Linked DNA regions of Homo sapiens: region 1 is linked to region 2. A link is an interaction called in ENCODE POLR2A ChIA-PET data of the cell type or tissue named here. Cell type or tissue: OCI-LY7. All regions are shown on one strand. Each heading gives the region's core, and the rest is flanking DNA. Links, peaks and the distances in the headings are about the cores only.

Region 1 (6,678 bases), core at 280-5,279, 280 kb before region 2:
CCCCAGACACACACACACACACACACACACACACACACACACACACACACATTGGTGACAATGACCACAGCTGCTGAGACCGACTGATTACCTCCCACGTGCCATCCTTGTGCTCAGCACTTTATAAGCGTGATTCTCACAACATGCCTGGGGCTTGGGACTGCCAGCCCAGCATTACAGGGAAAGGAGGCCAGAGACAGCAAGCAATTTGCCCAAGACGACACAGCTGTTAGCGGCAGAATCAAGATCTGAACTCAGGCTTCTGACACTCCAAAGTCTTGATCTTAACTCTTCAGTGTACTGTGAACCTTACTGCAACAGACTCCAGATGAGAATCTCAGCATGGTAGCTAATTAGTTGTGCTTGGAGAAGCATGAGGAGTCTCCCCTGCTCTGAATTTGCAATCTGTGTCCCCCACCTGGCTTTCTGCCTGAAGCTGCCCCCATGACTCCCTTCTTTGTGCAAAAGCATGGAAGCTTCTGTTAGGATTTGGCCAACTACAGCCTGCCTGCAGGTCAAATCCAGCTGGCCGACTGATTTTATAAATAAAGTTTTATTGGAACTCAGCAGTGCCCATTTGCTTATGTGTTGTCTATGGCTGCTGTCTTGTTGCTATAAGGACAGAGTTGTAGACTTTTGACAGAGATCATATGGCTCCCAGATCGTAACATATTCACTATCTGGCCTTATACAGAAAAAGTCTGCATATCAATGCTGTGGATAAACAGATTTGGGGCAAGAGGCCCGGCCTGGAGCCAGAAGTCACCACGGAGGTAGACTCATTGAAAGAAATGAAACTTCTAGGCCGGGCATGGTGGCTCATGCCTGTAATCCCAGCACTGTGGGAGGCCAAGGCGTGTGGATCACTTGAGGCCAGGAGTTCGAGACCAGCCTGACCAACATGGCAAAACCCATCTCTACTAAAATTACAAAAAGAATTAGCTGGGCATGGTGGTGCACACCTGTAATCCCAGTTACTCGGAGGCTAAGATTGAACCTCAGGAGAATCACTTGAACCTGGGAGGTGGAGGTTGCAGTGAGCCGAGATCGTACCACTGCACTCCAGCACAAGACTCTGTTTAAAACAACAACAACAACAACAACAACAAACAACAACAACAGAACCTTCTAGCATCTTTTAAGCTGCCTCAGAGAAGTTCTTCTTCTGGGGCAAATTTTGCTGAGAAAGTTCAAGGGAGGGGAGTGGTGTGTAGGAGACAGCACTGATTGAATGGCAAATGAGCTACGTTCTCAAACTCTTGGGTTCCACAGGCTTCCACATAACAGGGAGGGCCTTGCTCAGTGGTGGGTCAGGAAATGCCCTCATGAATGGCCCCTCTGCTCCACCTGGAGGCGAAATTCCCCAGGTCCAGTGGGGAAGCAGCTGTAATTGCAGAAGCCAAAAAATGTAAACTCAGGTAGCTGGCTGTTTGCTCTCTGGCACAGAGGGGTGCTGGATCCCCCAGCTCTTGGAACACTAGCAGTCAAATAAGCCTGGGAGAGCCTCAGGGTCCCATCTCTTATTTTCACTGAAGAGACAGAAGACCAAAGAGGGGGTGTGTCTTGTCCAAAGATACACAAGACACCCAGTGGCAGGGATGGAAATTGAACTTGGGCCTCTGGGATCAAGGTCTAGACCACGGCCTTCCCACTTTGGGATTTAGGGTAGGACAGTGGTCGCACGTGTGGGCTCCACGTCAGCAGCCTGGCTCAGTGCCTTAGCGTTGGCATGGCCTGGGCCGCGTGCTGAGCAGAGTGGGGTTAATAACAGAACTTCCTCGGCAGGTCATTGTGAGGACTAAATGAGAGGATACACACACACACACACACAAACACATATGCACACACACAAACACATACACACAAACACACAAATACACACACATACATACACACACAAATACACAAACATACAAACACACACAAATACACACATACACAAATACACATGAACACATATGCGCACACACAAATACACAGACACACACAAACACACAAATACACACTACATATACACACATACACACAAACATACACACATATACAATATGCCCACACACAAATACACAAATACACACATACATATACACACACACAAACATACACACATATACACACACAAGTGCACATACACATATACATATATACACATACACAAACACACACAAACACCACCTAAACATACACACATACACAACACACATATACACACACAAACACATATGCACACACATACACAAATACACAGACACATACACAAATACACACACAAATACGCACATACACACATACATATACACACATACACACACAGGCACACACACGCACATATATATATACACACATACACAAACACCATCTACACATACATACACAACACACATATACCCACATAAACATACAAACATACAAACACACATATACAAACACATACACAAACACACACACACACACACCCATACACAAACATACACAAACACATATACACACAAGCACACACATGCACATACACACATATATACACGCACATAAACATACACAAACACCACATACACATACATACACATACAACACACACATACACATACACACAAACACATATATACACAGACATACAGACACAAACATACAAACACAAACACACATACACACAGATATATACACACAAACACGCTCATACACAAACATACACATACACCCATATACACACATATAAACACATACACAAACATACAAACACACATACACATATATACACACACACACACATACCCATACATACCCATACATATACACACACATAAACATTAAGCTCTGAGTAACAATAGAAAGAGTAATTGCTACAATTACATCTTACTGTGGCCAAAGGCTTTGGGGACACAGACGTGGTTGGAGTTCCTGCTCAGCTATTCCCTCCATATGTTCTGGTGCGAGTAAAACACCTTACTGGGCCTCAGTTTCCTCATCTGTACGATAAAGTCCAGTAAGCAGCCCTGATCTTTTTTTTCCTCTGAGCGAGGGTCTCGCTCTGTTGCCCAGGCTGGAGTGCAGTGGTGCAATCTTGGCTTACTGGGCTCAGGTGATCCTCCCACCTCAGCCTCACAAGCAGTTGGGACTACAGGTGCACGCCACCACACCCAGCTAATTTTCGTATTTTTGGTAGAGACCGGGTTTTGCCATGTTGCCCAGGCTAGTCTCCAGCTCCTGGGCTCAAGTGATCTACCGGCCTCGACCTCCCAAAGTGGTGTGATTACAAGTGTGAGCCACCGTGCCTGGCCAGCCCTGGTCTTAACAAGCTACCCTATGCACAGAAAGTGGTTGTCTTTCTGTAGACAAAGGAATACGGGGTGACCTTGGCCTCCAGTGTGCCAAAATATCCTCCCTCCTTATTTTTTCCACAGTGGCTGAAATCCCCCCATCTAGGCCTTTGGATAAGATGAAAACACGAAAACTCCAGGGCATAAGCCAAGCACAGGGCCAAGGTCTTTGGAAGCTTTGAACCGACCTATTAAGTATTTCTAGTCACTTAGACCTCGAGGAAATGGTACGTTAGAAGGGGAACTTTTGATGAGGGAACGTTATGGAGAATGGGGCATCTCACTGGACTCTCCTGAGTCAATGTAGAGAACCCTGGGCACTAAATAGGCATCATGGTGCAGGAAGGAAGGTTGGGGGTTGGGAGTCAGCCTCCACCAGGTGGGCCAGCCCGAGCATTGAGTCTCAACCCATTAACCAAGGATTTACAAGGGCAGAGAGGCACAAGATGCTGTGCTGGAGAAAATGAATGGGAAGGAAAGAGTACTCGAGGGCCACCCACTACGTGCTGGGCACACTGTCAGCTCCTCACCACGGTGGCTCAGCAAACCCTCTGCAAAGCCCTGGGAAGAAGGAGTGATCATCCCCATTGCAAGCTGAAAAAACCGTGGCTCAGAGAGGGTAAATTTCTTGTCTAAAATCACACGATGATGGCGGAGGAGCCAGAATGTGGCCTCAAAGGCCCCGCTGGGTCCCATTGCACACAGGCCCACGCCTCTGGGCACTCAGCTGACCCAGTGCCTGGAGTTTGGGCTCACATTTCAGGGATGGTTTGAGGGTGGGGTGGGACAGAATCTCATCTAAGCTCAATGTGTCCTTCCACCCCCATTCCAGCGGCCTGCTGAGTGACCAGAGAATAAATGTTTTCCATTGCCAATGTCTTGGGAAGCCTGTCAGCCGAGGAGGTGGGACAGGTGACAAGGTTCTCTCATTCTATGTGTTTGAGGGTCAAGTCTATTTGAGTTTGTAATGGAATTGTTCTTCTCCATTGAAATGCTAATGAGAACGCTGGAGCAAACTGACAGAAGGGGACTCCTATGCAGCTACTCCAGAGGAAATTGACTGCATGGAGATTCTTCTGCCTCCAGATGAAGGCAGGGGCAGAAGCTCTCAGTTACTGCCGGGCATCTATGTATCAAGCAGGCTGCATACAATTTGCCTCACTGAACCTTTGGAACAAAGCTACAAGGTCGGTATGAGTCATATTCCCCTATTACAGAGGAAGAAACTGAGGCTCAGAGAGTAAAACCTAAAACCACTAGCTCATGTTCAACACAGCAAGAAAGCAGTGATGCTGGGGCTCGAAACCACATTGCAGCCATTGCCCTGCAGAGGAGGAATGGGAGGCAGCGGTGGTGGGGCTAGGGGTGGGTTTGGAATAAATCACTAATATTTATATTATTGGGTGTCTTATGATGTACTGGTTCCTTTGCCAATTGCTTTATGCATTGTCTTATCTCATCTTGCCATCAACTCTTTGGGTGGCAGATAGTGATTACCATACTCATTTTACAAATGAGGAAAGTACAGTTCAGAGAGGTTAAGTAACTTGCCCAGGGTCACACAGCCAGGATTGGTGCTGCTGGGATTTGAACTTGGGTTGCCTGGGGCTAGAGTGCCACAAGGCATTCTGGATGGGTTTATGTCTTCACCTAGTTGTCTATGAAACCAGTTTCTTGCCTGGATGGGAGCCAAAGCCTTTCTTGGATGAGCAGAGACCCTCAGAGATCTATTAAAAAAGGGAAAGAGAGAAAACCTGGAGTGGAAGCAGGCCCTGGGCTGGAACTCCACACCATCCACCTATGAGGTCTTCTCCCATCTCTGTAAGCTTCGTGAAGGCAGGACATGGATCACCCAAGTGCCTGCTCACAGCAGGTGTTCAATGACTGTGGAGGGTGGCTTTTATGGCAAAAGGGGCACTATTCTAGCTTAGATCCCAGGGGAGAGAGATCAGTTCCAGAAAGAGCTTCTGACTAGGAGTAGAGACCTGGGTTCCAGTCCTGCTCTGGTTCCAGTCCTGCTCCTTTGTGTGTCCTGTCCCTGACTCTGTTTTAGTGACAGGCCATATTGCCTTCAAGGCATATTTTTTTTGTTTGTTTTGACTCCTCCGATCCCCTGGCAGCTGCCTTTGGGTACCTCTGCTCCTTGCTGCATCCTTCCTGCCCACTGGTTTTATTCTCCAGGTCCTTAAAGAACAGTCCTATGACTGACACATTGTTGGCGCCGGACCAAGGTTTATCGGGAGATGCAGGAAGTCAGTGTGTGTCAAAGCAGATACCATGAGACCATGGCAGAGACTTCTCCTTGGCGCCTTTGGGTCATGTGCATTGTCAAAGTTGTGGGAAGAGACTAGAGATGACGTCATATTGGGACCCATAAGCTCTTGGTGAATGTGGAGCCTGGACAGAGTCATTTCCCTCTTATCTTATCATTGAGAGGTTCATTGATTTCGTCTCATTCTTGAAGAAGTCCCTGCCCCACCACAACATAAGAACCCACCCTATTTGTCCCCACCAGTCCCTTCTCTGGTGCTCCCTGACTAGTCTTAGTCCTGAACACACCTGTCACCTCATGAGTGGTCAAGAGTTTAATCAGATACACAAATGCCTGCTAATATTCAGCTAGAGCCATCTCTCCAGGGCTCAGAAAAAAGTTTGTTACAGATCATGTGGCTCCAGAAGGGAAGTCAGGGAAAGGGGATAATTCTGAGGAGAAAAGGCTTTTTCCTGTGTCTTTTGATTCATGGCTCCTGGAGGAGGGTTTTGTTTTGTTTTTCTGTTTTGTAGAGATGGACCCTTGCTCTGTTACCCAGGCTGGAGTACAGTGGCATAATCATAGCTCACTGCAGCCTCACACTCCCGGGCTCAAGTAATCCCCAGCCTCAGCCTCCTGAGTAGCTGGGATTATATGGTGCACTCCACCACCTCCAGGGAATTTTTTTAATTTTTAGTAGAGAAAAGGTCACGCTATGTTGCCCAGGCTGATCTTGAACTCCTGGACTCAAGCAATCCTCCTGCCTCCGCCTCCTAAAGTGCTGAGATTGCAGGCATGAGCCACCATGCCTGGCCTAAAACAGAGTTCTTATCAAACATTGTCTCTGTAAGAAGCACCCCAAAATGCTAAAAATGTAGAGTCCTGTGCTCTGCCAGCAGATACTTGTCCTGCAAGTCTGAGGCAGGACCAGGGAATCTGCATTTTACAATAGCTTCAATGATTCTGCTGCAAGGGTCTGTGGGGTGGGCCTCACTTTGAGAACAGCTTGGGTGTCAGCCTCCAATAGGGAAGAGCAGCCCAGGACACCTGGACCCTGCCATACATGCACAATTTTTCCTTAAGCCTCAGTTTCCCCACCTGTATAACATG
Region 2 (7,852 bases), core at 1,574-6,573:
TTTGTTTTTTTTCAACCATTTAAATGTGTGAATAGCATTCTTAGGTTGTGGGCCAGGCAGAATCAAGTGGCGGGATTGGTCTAGACCATACTTGTCCAACCCAGGGCACGTGGGCTGTGCATTAGCCCAGGATGGCTTTGAATGCAGCCCGATACGAATTTGTAAACTTTTTTAGGGCATTGTGATTTTCTTTCTTTCTCTTTTTAGCTCATCAGCTATCGTCAGTGTTAGTGTATCTTATGTGTGGCCCAAGACAATTCTTCTTCCAGTGTGGCCCAGGGAAGCCAAAAGATTTTGGACACCCTTAGCCTAGACCCTAGATCCAAGATCAAAACTGATCCAATCAAAGATAGTGAACATTACTCCCAGGATGTCTACTGAAAAGTCTGGGAAAGAGTCATCCTCTCTCTGTCGAAGCTGCTGAGCAGTAAGGATGTGTTTTGCAAATTCCAGGGGCTAAGATGGGAGAGGCCCTGCTTAAGAATGAAGTCCCCTCCACCACAGCACAGCAGATCCCAGAGATAGAGAGACGTGGGGGGTGTGGGGTGTGGCAGATTCAGCCATGCCTGTAGCTTAGTAAATTCTCTTGTGAGTGTGTGTGTCTTTTTTTTTTTTTTTGAGATGGAGTTTCGCTCTTGTTGCCCAGGCTGGAGCGCAATGGTGCGATCTCTGCTCACTGCAACCTCTGCCTCCTGGGTTCAAGTGATTCTCCTGCCTCAGCCTCTCAAGTAGCTGGGATTACAGGTGCCTGCCACCATGCCTGGCTAATTTTTTTGTACTTTTATAGAGATGGGGTTTCACCACGTTGGCCAGGCTGGTCTCGAACTCCTGATCTCAGGTGATTCACCTCCCTCGGCCTCCCAAAGTGCTGCGAGTACAGGTGTGAGCCACTAAGCCCAGCCAATTCCCTTGTTTTTGCTCATGCTCATTTGAGTTGGGTTTCTGTCACTCGCAACCCAGAGTCCTGAATAATACAGTGAGGATTTCAGAGGAGGCGTCCAGGCAAGATAAGCTGGAGGAGGCAATGAAGGACAAGCAGGGCCCACCCGAGCCTCAGCACAGTCGCTTGTCATTTCCCTGTCTCGGTTTCCCATTCAGTGGGCAAAATGCTCTCTTAGCTCAGAGTCCAGATAGGGATGTATTCATATTTTTGTAAAACCTCGGCGGTAGGCTCAATATTTCTTGTCAGATTGAGAGCACTAATAAGCAGTGCTGTGTATTAGATGGAATAAATCAATGCCTTCATGGTGGTGTGCTGGCCAGGCCGCTGAGAAACTGCTGAACGGAAAGCAACACACAGCACCCACATCTTCATTTTATGTGACAGAGGGAAACTTCGACATTTTTCTTTATCAAAGGCAGAACTGACCAATGCTGTTGGCTGGGCTCTGCCAGGTCAGGGAAGGGAAGAGTACAGGAAGGGAGGCGTCCCACTTTCTTGGGAGCAGCAGAAGCAGCAGCAGCAGCAGCAGCAGAGGAACTGGGATTGCCAGGAATTCTCCAGAACAGTTAGAAGCAGTTCCATCCTGGGTGGAGGACAACCGAGGGTTTTCTCTGTGATCCATCAGGGATGAGCCTCTGGATCCAGCTGTACCTGAAGCCAAATGGGCATAAGCAAAAACAAGGGAATGGGCATGAGCAAAAACAAGAGAATTGGGCAGGCGTGGTGGCTCACGCCTGTAATCCCAGCACTTTGGGAGGCCAAGGCAGGTGGCTCACCTGAGGTCAGGAGTTCGAGACCAGCCTGGCCAACATGGTGAAACCCTGTCTCTACTAAAAGTGGGAGAGAGCGCCTGGGTCATCAGATGGGATGCACAGCATGAAGAGGTAGAGAAGGGCTGGAGCTGGGGGAACAGGCACATCCTGACATTGATGGGTGAGGTAAGAATGAGGCTGCAGGGACTGCCTGGTGCTCAGTCCACCTGAACATGACAGCATCCACATTTCTCCCTTGATATGGTTTGGCTATGTCCCCACCCAACTCTCATGTTGAACTGTAATCCCCAGTGTTGTGGGAGGGTCCTGGTGGAAGGTGATTAGATCATGGTGGTGGTTTCTAATGGTTTGGCACCATCCCCCTGGTGCTGTCTTGAGATAGAGTTCTCATGAAATCTGGTTGTTTAAAAGTGTGTAGCACTCCCCCTTCACTCTCTTTCTCTCTCTCCTGCTCTGCCATGGGAAGACTGGCTTCCCATTCGCCTTCCTCATGATTGTAAGTTTCCTGAGGCCTCCCAGCCGTGCCTCTTGTACAGCCTGCAGAACTGTGGGTCAATTAAACCTCCTTTCTCCATACATTGCCCAGTCTCAGGTAGTTCTTTACAACAGTGTGAGAATGGACTAATACGCCCCTTCTCTCTTGGCTCACTCTGCAGGCTCCTGAGGGCTGGGCACCTGACTCAGGCCTGACAATTAAAGCACAGCATCCCTTGTTCTCTGTGATACATTCAGGGATGAACACGTCACCCAAGTTGGGCCAAGGAGAGTTCTCCTAGGACCTTTGCTGGGACTGTCATTTTTCCCTCTGGCCCAAGGTTTATAGAACATAAGTCTGGAGCTTCTCATGGCCACCTGCTACGGCTCAGGGAAAGCCTGTCTGTGAGTGAAGCCAACACAAAGGAAGAAAGAGTCTAGAAAAAGAGAGACAGATTCATGATGACACGACTTGAGCCCCTGGATCCAGCTGTGCCTGAAGCCAGCTACCTTTGGCCTTTTTAATAATATGTAGCTATAACTACTCCCCCAACACCTGTTATTATTAAACCATTTTCCCCACCCTTAACTGTGATTACTATAGCCACAAAGAAGAAAGAACTGATTACTATAGCCACAAAGAAGGCTCATGTGTTGACCACTTGCTAGTGGGGGCTAGTGGCTAGTGCTGCTTTTACCTGCTTCCCACTAGCAAAGCCTAGGGCCTGGGACTGCCCCTGAACAGGGCTGGGGCAGACATGACCTTTGGACGAAGTCTAAACTCAGGTTGGCTCATATGGTCCTTCACTATCCAGTGTCTGCCTGTCTTTCCAGGCTTACCTTCTATGCTCTGGCCACACTAGCCTCCTCTGATCTCTGAAAATTTGTCACGCTTCTTTGACAATCAAGACCTTCACACACATCATTCTGTCTGCCTGTAACAGTCGTCTCTCCTCCAGTCTGCCCCTCTCACAAATCCACCTCCCTACCCCAATAAACACATGCACACAGGACAAGGGACAAGCTGGCAAACTGTTACTCTTTTCTTTTTTTCAGAGACAGAGTCTTGCTCTGTCACCCAGGCTGGAGTACAGCGGCACAATCATAGCTCACTGCAGCCTTGAACCCCTGAGCTCAAGAGATCCTCCTGCCTCAGCCTCCCGAGTAGCTGGGATTATAGGCATGTGCCATCACAACCAGCTGTTACTCATTTCTTCTCTTGGCTTAGCTGTCACTTTCCCGAGAAAGTTCCTGTGTTGTCCTCCATCTCTGTTACATGTTCCTAAATAATTCTGCACTTCTTTTCTTATCCTAGCACAATTTCTCATATCCACTAGATACTGATTAAATATGTGTTGAGGGAATCAATGAACAAGGAACCATAAAGTCATCCATAGCTCTGTTATTCATGCCTATCATGGCTCAAAGGGACTTGGGGCATGGTCTTCTCGTGAGTCAGTCACGACACTATTAGCTGTCTACTCAATTTCCAGGCTCTCCTTTCCTGCTAACAGAGCCCCTGCTTGTTCAGAGTAACAGTATACTCAGCCCCAGGTGAAGGATCATGAACTAATGGCTTAAGCCACCCAGGATATCCTGTTCCTCGCTTTCTCAGCCTCTCTTGTAGCAAGGGTGGCCATGTGACCCTGTTCTGGCCAGTGAGACTTAAGTAGAAGTCTCTCGGGAGATCTCCTGATTAAAGCAGTACAAATGTTGCTCTCGCTATCTCTTCTGCCTTCTTCCTGCCTGAAATGGGAATGTGGAGCTTGGAGCATCTGCAGCCATCTTGTGACCATGAAGTAACAAACCACCAACCTCTGGATGCCAACTTGGAAAGATGGAAAGAGACTGGGTTCCTGATGATGCTTTTGGACTGTTGTACCCGTCCAGTGCTACCAACCACAGCATTTTTTTATTTAGTGGGGGAAAAAAACATAGTTTAAGCAACTTTTAGTCAAGGTTTCTGTAACCTTCAGCTAAAAGCATTTATAATGGATGTAGTTTCTTCCTTTCTTGGGGGGACTATGGACTGCTACCGCAACTTAAAATTGCCAACGTGGCTGCCCCAGGGTTCAGGAATCTCTCCTCTTGGTTCTGGGACTCCGTTGAGCAGAGAATCAATCCCAGAGCTCATGCACCCTCCTCTTAGGCCAGGAAGGATCTAATTATCCAGTGATTGTAGCGATTATTTCATCCAATTGATCGATAATAGCTGTAATTTTTAAACACGGTTTTCCATTAATAATTTGCAACATATTTATTGTTTATACTCAAATAAAATAGGACGAAAATAAAACAATTGAGATGCAATCTCCAGAGTCCTGAATATTTACACAGTGCAGTGATACATGTTTTAGCCGAGATATTTTATGTTGTTTTCTCCTTTTTAAAAGAGAAGATGTTTATTAATATAAATGATCACAATGATCACAATTCAGAAAGTTCCCTGAACTGTGACTATGTTGCCAGGGATGGCATAGAGCATTTGTCGATTGATTGTGTATGCCAAGGGATGGCATAGAGAATTCGGTGATTGATTGTGTATGTCTGCCACAGGCAGGGGAGGGCTGAGTTATGCCCTGTGTGCTAGTATTTGTCATCTCTGGCTTAAGCATTGGACCTCTGTTTCCAGCAATGTTATTTAACTTTAGTCGTCTTCCCAAGATGACAGGAAGGGCCACAGCCAACTTTTATGCAAATGGAGAAGGAATAAAAGAAACCCCAGTCTATTTCTAGGGTTTCCTATGACAACATGTGAAACCCCAAGTTAGGGGCTCCTGTTCCACCTTAGCCAGGGGATCCTTGAGTGGAGAGTTTCTCAATCCCATAGACATGCCCACTCATTACTGGTTCCCAAACTTTGAAGGTAAGACAGCTGCTTTATTAAAAAATTGAAGCTTGCTGGCAGAAAGGCCCTTGTGAACATTCTCCAAAGGGCCAGTGGCGGCTGCTTACCAGCCTCTGGGGCCTGCTTCGAGGGCTCCTCTCTGGGACCCACTCCCTCTTTCCCAACAACCCTCCTCTTGAACCCAGCTCAGCCCTAAGCAATTTTACTGTCTGTCAGCCTAGTGTGCAGGGGGAGGCAAATAAAATCCCTGCCCCTAATGGAAAAGCAAACGTCGCATGTTCTCACTCATAAGTGGAGGCTAAGCTACGAGGACGCAAAGGCCTAAGAATGATATGATGGACTTTGGGGACTCAGGGCAAAGGGTGGGAAGCAGGTGAGGGATAAAAGGCTACACGTTGGGTTCAGTGTACACTGCTCGGGTGATGGGTGCACCAAAATCTCACAAATCACCACTAAAGAACGTACTCATGCAACCAAATGCCACCTGTACCCCAAACACTTACGGAAAGTTTAAAAAACCAAAACACAAAAAAACAAAATCCCTGCCCCCAGAATGCTCAGAGTCAGCCTTGAGTTTTTTCAAGTCAATCACTACTGGGTTGGGTCCCTGCATGACAGAAAGTTACCTTAGCCAATGGATGCCTCAGGACTGGGCCCATCCCTCTCTTTTCCCAGGTGAGGGGAAAGAGGAAAGGCATCCAACATCCACAGAACTGCCTGATGTGCGCAGCCTCCCGCACATCATCTGATTCCGCCCTCACGGCAGCTCCAATAGGTGGGGATTGATTCCAAGAGCACAAACACAGACACTGGGACTCGGAGAGCTTGGCTAACCCCACATCACACAGCCGCCGAGCCAGGATCTGAACCCCATTTGGTCTGACCCCAAGTCTTCATTCTTTTCGCTGCACCAACTTGTTGTCCATGAAAATCTGAGTGGGTGAGAAGAGCAAAGGCGGCCTGAATTCTTTTAAGCCCAGATTCCCAGCCAGGCTTACCAATGGGAAACAGGAAATTCCAGGTTCATCCTTCAGCAGGTGCATGTTGGGCATGTGGGGATACCAGGTTCTGTAAAAACCGAGATGAAAAAAAATCCAGCCGCTACTGGAGAGGAACTTAACAGTCTCAGTGGGGGCATGCATGTGAAACCGACAGAACCACTGACATGGGAGGGAAACGGCCAGCGCGGGACCGAGGCTGAGAAGGCACAGAGGAGGGAGGCGACACCCATGGGGAACGGGCCATCAGCCGCCCCCAGGAGCAGCAAGGCCGCTCTGTAGAATTTTCCAGAAATTGCAACCTGGCTCTCAGGAGGTCTCAGAGTGTTGAGGAGGGTGGCTCAGGCTTGAGTGCAATTGCAGAAGCAGGCAATGACTCATCCTGTGTTTATCAGAAACTCTACAACACAAAAATCCACTAAAATAAATCCATATGGCCAACGCCAGAGCGCCTGACAATGAGACAGATTCTTGCCTTTTACGAACATCCGCAGACAATTAGCACACCCTCCTGGTCACATGCTGGGAAATTTTCCCTTCTTTCCCTTTATTCCTGCTTTTGCAATCTGGGAGGAACAACAAAAGGAGTCTCTCTGTGCCTCTGTCCCTCAGATGGGGGTGCACGGGCTTCCACCAGCAAAACATTTCCATGTGGCTCTCGATGGGCAGGGGACTCAGCGGCCAGCATGGACCTGCTTTTCTAAAACTTGGGTCTGAGTCCAGGTCCAGCCCCTTCTTTGCTATGTGGACTTTGAGGAGCAATTGAATCTCTGTGTCTTGTTACCATTCAGCCAGCTGTCCACCAATTCAGAGCGTGTTCACTGAGCACCTGCTACGTGCTGGCCTTGGGTTAAGTGCTGGAGATATCAATGTGCCCTCCTGGAGCGTGTGGACCAGAGAGACAGAATTAAACCACTAACAACAAATAAGAGTGAGGGCTGTGGTCTCAGAGGCCTTGCAGTGGACACATGGACAGAAAGTCCAGTCCTGGGGAGTCAATGACACGCAAGGTAAGGTATGAAGAACACACAGGTGGGGCTTGATCAGGCGACAATGGGATGAATGCAGCTTGGGGATTAAGTGCACAGGCTTTAGAGGTGGAAGGCCTGGGTTCCAATCCCAACGTGGTCCCTTACTAGATATGTGTCCTTGGGCAAGTGACTTAGTCTCTTTGTGCCTCAGTTTGCTTGCCTGGAAAATGGGGATGATGATAAAAGTAGCTGGCTCATTGGAGTTTTGTGAGGATGATGTGAATTATACACGAAAAGCCCTCATGCCTGGAGGCACAGACAGCTCTTTTACATACAACATCGTTATGGTTTTTTCAGGCCCGCGGCAAGCAGGAATGCATACTTGTTTAAATAAAGTCTAGAGAGAGTGTGGGATGACTGAAAAAGAGCGAGAAAGATAAAACAGCAAAAAGAAGCGGTGATGGAGATGGCATTTTCTAGGACAGATGAGAAAAGCTGGCCTGGAGAGACAGCTTCCAGGTGGAGCCACAGAAGTGGAGTCAAGAAAGGAGTCATAGGATCTCTGAGCATCATAAAACACATCCCAAAAGCTGTTCTGTTCTCTCTGTGCCTTCGCGGCCTCAGGGATGGTCCAGGCCTTTGAATGGACATGACTTAAAAGGCAGTCCTTGCTAGCTTTTGCGAGACTCTGAAATTCCCTGTTTAGGCCTGGGGCAGTGGGAAAAGTCAGAGAAGGCTGTGGGTGAACCCCCGGCTTCAGCAAGGGGGATGCGCTGTGAGCACACCTCGCTGTGGAACAGCATTTGGGGCTCACAGCAGAGAGGGGGCCGTGCAAACAGCCAAAT

What was found. Peaks named below come from ENCODE experiments on the same cell type or tissue, not always from the same donor. Only the 100,000 strongest peaks of a DNase experiment are listed, where the experiment ranks them.
Region 1: POLR2A ChIA-PET joins it to region 2 with 11 read pairs; 2 of 35 experiments call an interaction of 5 or more read pairs at or near these places.

Annotation. Positions count from the first base shown.
Region 1 is chr1:15,105,703-15,112,380 of GRCh38, reverse strand. The region is part of intron 13 of KAZN (kazrin, periplakin interacting protein); the gene reads right to left. TMEM51-AS1 (TMEM51 antisense RNA 1) reads left to right here. Exons shown (of 5, transcript NR_027136.1): 5 at 1-566. Among named protein-coding and RNA genes, the nearest start is that of TMEM51-AS1, 43 kb to the left of the region's middle. RefSeq lists an enhancer at 1-517. In OCI-LY7, for the core only: no CTCF peak of the experiment used is centred there; no DNase peak of the experiment used is centred there.
Region 2 is chr1:14,824,963-14,832,814 of GRCh38, reverse strand. The region is part of intron 1 of KAZN (kazrin, periplakin interacting protein); the gene reads right to left. It overlaps LOC124903848 (a long non-coding RNA gene), which reads left to right. Exons shown (of 3, transcript XR_007065476.1): 1 at 1-7,046. Among named protein-coding and RNA genes, the nearest start is that of KAZN, 230 kb to the right of the region's middle. RefSeq lists an enhancer at 6,259-6,799. In OCI-LY7, for the core only: no CTCF peak of the experiment used is centred there; a DNase peak (open chromatin) is centred at 3,834.